2 separate regions of the Homo sapiens genome follow, and region 2 is linked to region 1. The links are chromatin contacts, found by Hi-C or POLR2A ChIA-PET in ENCODE. All regions are on one chromosome and are shown on one strand. Each heading gives the region's core, a stretch centred on a gene start or an enhancer-like site at or near the end of the contact. The rest is flanking DNA. Distances are from core to core; before and after follow the strand shown.

The links. Hi-C counts contacts between places; a loop is a spot of excess contacts on that map. ChIA-PET counts read pairs that join two places held with the same protein, here RNA polymerase II (POLR2A). Pooled maps may share reads with other maps.
Region 2: a map of naive thymus-derived CD4-positive, alpha-beta T cell shows a loop between it and region 1 (9-fold over the local background). The contact joins the promoter of SPRED1 here to the promoter of AVEN in region 1. A Hi-C loop is called at or near these places in 1 of 168 maps with a recorded cell type or tissue (naive thymus-derived CD4-positive, alpha-beta T cell) and 6 of 50 pooled maps. POLR2A ChIA-PET finds 5 or more read pairs at or near these places in 1 of 52 experiments (Panc1).

What each region holds. Positions count from the first base shown.
Region 1 is chr15:34,037,879-34,040,578 of GRCh38, forward strand. AVEN (apoptosis and caspase activation inhibitor) reads right to left here and starts at 1,326. Exons shown (of 6, transcript NM_020371.3): 1 at 902-1,326. The coding sequence starts at 1,168. All of the region lies in intron 1 of CHRM5 (cholinergic receptor muscarinic 5), which reads left to right. RefSeq lists silencers at 299-358, 709-768, 859-1,068, 1,249-1,418.
Region 2 is chr15:38,251,491-38,254,190 of GRCh38, forward strand. It overlaps SPRED1 (sprouty related EVH1 domain containing 1), which reads left to right and starts at 1,346. Exons shown (of 7, transcript NM_152594.3): 1 at 1,346-1,727. The coding sequence starts at 1,696. RefSeq lists silencers at 696-995, 1,006-1,055, 1,156-1,255, 1,436-1,495, 1,506-1,555 and 1 more.

The DNA of each region.
Region 1 (2,700 bases), core at 76-2,575:
AAAAGAATTTTTTAAATCAGTGTGCATAAGAATGCAGAATATAAAGATGGTCTTGTCCTACAGATGTTAAGGTAACAGAACAACTCATAAAAAGACAGTCCTCTAACTCCTTTAGCTGAGATATGGTTAGCTTTGCCCCCATATATATCATCCCCTGCTCCAATCTCCAAAAACTTCCTTCTATGAATGTGTCAATAAGACTGATGATATTGCTATTAAAACTCAGAACTTGACTGCTCATTTATAAATTGAAAATTCAAAACGACAAAGCCCAGTGCTCGCTGATTTCTACACATACAGGCATAATAAAAGAGAACTACGCTATTACAAAGAACTATGCATCTGGTCCCGCCCCCAAATACTAGAGTCCAGTCGTAGGGGTCATTCTTTCACTCAACAAACTTTTTATTATGCGCCTACTGTGTACTAGGCATTGCACAGACAGTTAACAAAACAGACCAAAAAATCCTTTCCCTCCTAATAACAGGAGCGTGCCCGTAAAGGCTGCCGAGGGACCACGTCGTGGCCGCGCCTCCGTCCCATAGTGGTACTCGTACAGACAGCCCAGCCGGCCCACGGGCCGCCGAGACTTGCAGCCCTGACACACGGCCTTGGCCTCTGGGTTCCTAACCCGGACCCTGGGGCAGGCTGGGAAGCCCTCCTACCCCCACTGTCTCGCGCCAGCCCGGCCAGGAGGCCACGAGGGCCAAGCGCATACCCAGGCGCGCCCCCGCCACCAGGCGCGCCCCCGCGCCACCATCCGCCCGTCCCGCGCAGGCGCCGGCGCCGCCGCCCGTCTGGCGCGCGCCTGGCACGCTCTCTTGCGGCTCTTGACTGGCGGCCTCGGCCCCACTTGCCCCAGTTACACGCGGTCCCAGCCCCACCAGCCGTCGCCTCTTACCGGCGCGCTGGCCCCTGCGCCCCAGCCTCCCGGCTCCCGGCGGCTGCCTCGCGGGGCGCCTCCTCCTCCTCGGCCTCCGCGAGCGCCGCGGAAGCCCCGGCCACGGCCACGGCCCCGGCGTCCGCCTCCGTCCCCGCCGCCGCCTCCGCCGCCGCCTCTGGCTACCGCCGCTGCGGCTCCGGGCCGCTCGCTGTGGCGATCTCCGCCAGGCCGGCCGCGGCCTGGCCGCCGCCCACGGCCTCCCCGAGCTCCTCGCTCCGCCTGCATCTGGCCGCCGCTGGCGGTGCTGAGCGCGCGGGAGCCGAGCTGCGGCGGAGACGCCCTGGCCCCACCGGAAGCGGGCCGCACGGAGGAGCCGCGAGCGAAAGGCGCCCGGTAGCAGCGAGGCGCGGGGTGCGGGGCTAGGGATCGAGGCCGGCCGCAGCGGAGCGGGGCGGGGCGGGGCGGCCGGCGTCCCGCAGGTGGGGCCGGAACCGGGACCGCGGGAAGGCCGGACCGCTGGGAGCTGGAAGTGGTGGGGGTCTGCAGCGGGGCGGGGGGATTCTCAAGGCATCAGAGATAGGTTGGGGGAGAGACCGTGCTAAGTGCAAGGACGAGTCATAAAATAAAATTTGTATGATGTGAACTCTCGGAAAAAAAAAGTTTAAACGTATGTATTTGCATAAGAAAAGGTCTAAACAAATACATACTAAAATGTTAGTGGTTAACTGCTGAGATTTGAAGTGAGTTAATTTTTTTTCCTCCGTTTAATCTAATTTTCAGCAACGAATGTGTATCATTTTAAAACTATACCGAAGTCAGGGTTCAGGAGGTGTGGATGTAAAGACAAGAGTTTGTGTCTGGTGAGAGGTGGACTGCAGCACGTGGGAGAGAGAACAGTGCGAAACTGGGAGATGGCTAGAAAGGGCGTCAAAGTCCTCAGCAGAATTTCTGTAGAAATGACTACTACAGCTGACATTTATTGAGCACATGAGTATTTCATTCTCATAACAGCTCTATGAGGTAGGGATGACTGTCATCCTTATTCTGCAGTGAGGTAACAGCCTTGGAAAGGTTAAAAAAAACTTGACTAAAGTGAATAACTAGGTAGTGGTGGAACTGGCATTCTAAGGCGGTCTCACTCCAGTCCCTTCTTTCAACCAAGGAGAAAACAGGAAGGGGAACAGTTGGTTACACAGATGCATGAAAGCAGTTTTTAACTTGGGACTGAAACCACCTGAAAATAATGAAAGCAAGGGCTAAAATGTCAGCCTAGCAGAATAAGTGTTTTCTTCCCCCTCAGTACTTTCTGGTTCTTTCCTATATCCATACATAGTTAATACTTTTCATTGCTTCTAATTGCCTACTCTGCATCAGGCACAGTGCTATGTCCTGAAATTAAAAACAAAAACAAAAAAAAAACCTTGCCCCTGCCCTCAAGTAGCTCACTGCCCACAAGGAAGATAATCTAGTCGTGTGAATAGATGATTACAGTACCGTGTTGCTGAGTGCAGTGAGAGATTCAAGATCAAGGTCCAAAGAAGAAAAGTTAAATTATATTTAAACGGGTTACCCAAGGCTTCATGAGAAATAGACCCCTGAGCTAAAGCCTAATGGTTGAGTAGGAGTTTGCCTGGTTGGTAAATGGGAGTAGGGGCGCCTTCCAGACAGGGGGAACTATTGAAGGATTGTCAACTCCAGAGAAACAGTCTTAAAAATAGTAACACTTGTAGAGCACTTATATGCACCAAACACTATTCTACATACTTCTCATATCACTTCATTTGGGACTAATAGCTGGCCTACGAGGTAAGCTAGTG
Region 2 (2,700 bases), core at 96-2,595, 4.2 Mb after region 1:
ACATACATTCTCATATTCTCTCTCTCTCTCTCTCACACACACACACACACACACACACACACACATACACTTCGTGCATGCAGCTAGGGGACTGCAGCAGTGCAACCAGGGGGACAGCAGGAGGAGCTCTCTTTGCAGTCCCTGCTTCTAACCCCCACTAACTAAAGATGAACTCATGCCAGTTCCATTCTTTGCTCTGCAAAGAAAACACACACACACACACACACACACACACACACACACACACACACACGGCAGAAGAGAGTAGCCTCCAGATTTCCCCTCTGAGCACACTGTCTTTCTAGCCTCTTCGTTCAAGCAACCCGGATATTCCAAGCAGAGTAACGGGGAGTAACGCGCCACAACAATGCAACCTCCCTAGCAGCTCCCCTCGCAGCTCCCACCCCCGCCCCCTTTCGCGGCGTGCCAAGAGTTTGGAGCGCGCGCACGCACACCGAGCACGGTGCAGGGAGGATATCCCTCCGCCTCCCTCCCCCTTTCTCCGCTAAGTGGCTCGACAACGATTTGGGAAATGAAGGGAGGAGGGAACTACTTTCCTGAAACTTGCTATGCTGCACATGACTTCGAGTTGCAGTGATTCGCCCGGAGGCCGCGGCTTTTAGTCCTACCCACACACCCTCACAGCCTGGGCACCCCGCTCGGCAGCCCCACCCCGCGCCCGCTCTGGCCTCCGGGGAAAGCGGGCGGCCGGGAGAAGTCGCGAGGGACTACTTCGCCTCCTTCTCTCGCGGGCGCCCCCGGTTCGGGCAGCGGCTGCGGCGGCGGAAGGAGCGGGCGGCGTGAGCGCTTCCGCCGCCCCCCTCGCGGCTCCCCTCTCTCGGGCGTGAGGAGCTGGCCCGCTGAGCTGCTGGTGGGCACTGGCTGGCGGGGAACCTGCAGCCGCTCTTGTCCTCTCCCGCCGCTTCTCGGGATCCTGCCCCCCGGACCCGGGCCCGCCCGCTCTTCTCCGGCCGGGTGGGAACGATCGGTTTGCCTGCCCCTCGCCTCACACGCTCCCCGCCGCCCCCTCCACCCCCCTGAGGAGGAGTCCCGGCTGGAGCGTGTCTGGAGGAATCCGCCGCCGCGGGGCCCCTAGCCCTGCTCTGCCGGCGCCTGAGGACCGACCCAGACGCCGCCGGGGGTTGAGGGGCAGCCGGCGGCGAGGCGGGAGATGGTGGGGTGGGCTCCGGCAGGACCGCGCCGCCGCTGCCCGGAGCCTGGGCTCGGCACCCCCCCGCCGGCCCCCACCGAGCGGAGCTCTGCTTCCTCCTCGCCGCATCCCTGAGGGAAGCGCCGCCTCTGCTCCCGGGTTCTCCGCCCGCCGACTCCTTCCTGGCCGGACCCCGCTGCGCTCCACCCCAGTGGCTGGAGGAGCAGCTCTCCAGTCAGCCTTTGCAGCCCCTCTCTTTTTCCCTTTCCACCGGGCCTCCTCGGATCCCTTGGCTGGGCACTGAGGCGGGGGAAGAGGCTGGGGTCGCCACGGCGGAGGTTGCTGCCGCCACCCCCCTGCGGGGGTGGCCGGGGTTCCCGGCTGGGGGGGTACCGTTCTGGGTGAGGCATCCACCATGGTGAGGCCCCTGTGCCGCTGCCCCCGCGCCCCCCCGGCCGCCGCTGCCTCCTGCCCCTCGGTGCTGCTGTTGCTCCCCCGCCTGCTGTTGCTCCTCCATCTCCAGATCGGATCACGGTGAGGGAAAGATGAGCGAGGAGACGGCGACTTCTGACAACGAGTAAGCGCCTCATTGATCTCGATTGCTAATCCCCCTCCCCCTATCCGCCCTCGGCTCTCCCCCAGACCCATCCGAAACTTGGGTGCCGGAAAGCTTGCGACCCTGGAGAGTTCGGTGCATCTTCTGGAGATAGCTGATTTCTTTAGCCATTTTTAGTGGCAGCACCCCTCCCCATCCTCCCACATTTAGCTGCTTTCTTTTGGGGTAGGGGATTAAGTGTTGGGAGAGGATGGCAATTGTACGTCTATGAGAGGGAATAATGTGGATGGATGGAAGTGGAGTAGAAACTACCCCTTTGCCTGTGAGACCCCTGTCCCGTCCTTTTTCACTCACATACCAGTCACCATACCTTCAGTATCCATCCTACTTCCTTTATAGCTGTTTCACTTGGAAACTAATGTGTGGGAGCACCTCCTGCAGCAAACTGCTCTTGAATCTTAATTCGATGAGTCAGTGACTCTTAAATACCGATTAAGCCTTCACCCTCTCCCCCCTCCCCCTTTTAAACTTATGACCTGTAAGATTCTTGTAAAAAATAGGGTTAGGGAAACATTTTTAGAATTTAATAGGATTAAGGACACCTGGAGTGTGGGCGATGTTGAGCTAGAGTTTACCTTTGTGAATATTGGACGTGTCTTCAGGAACGGAGAAGAATTTTGAATGCTAATTTTTACCTTTCAGCTATGTGAAAACACATGATTTACGTTGATGTAACCGAATTTACATTGCTGAATATGTTGGTGATTTCATTAACTTTTAGAGCATTCCGGTTTAAGTTTTAGCTTATTTGGGCTTTCTCCTTGCTTTCCAAACGAAATACTTCGTCTTTTAAATGTTTTGCTTTAACGTGACAGCTGCGTGGAGAAATAATGGTTGGCAACACTTTTCTATTGAGAAGGGATTTAATTCCAAGCAGAATATTAGCATCCGTTTTCTTGTAATTAAGTTCAACTTTTGTTTATCTTCGGAGGGT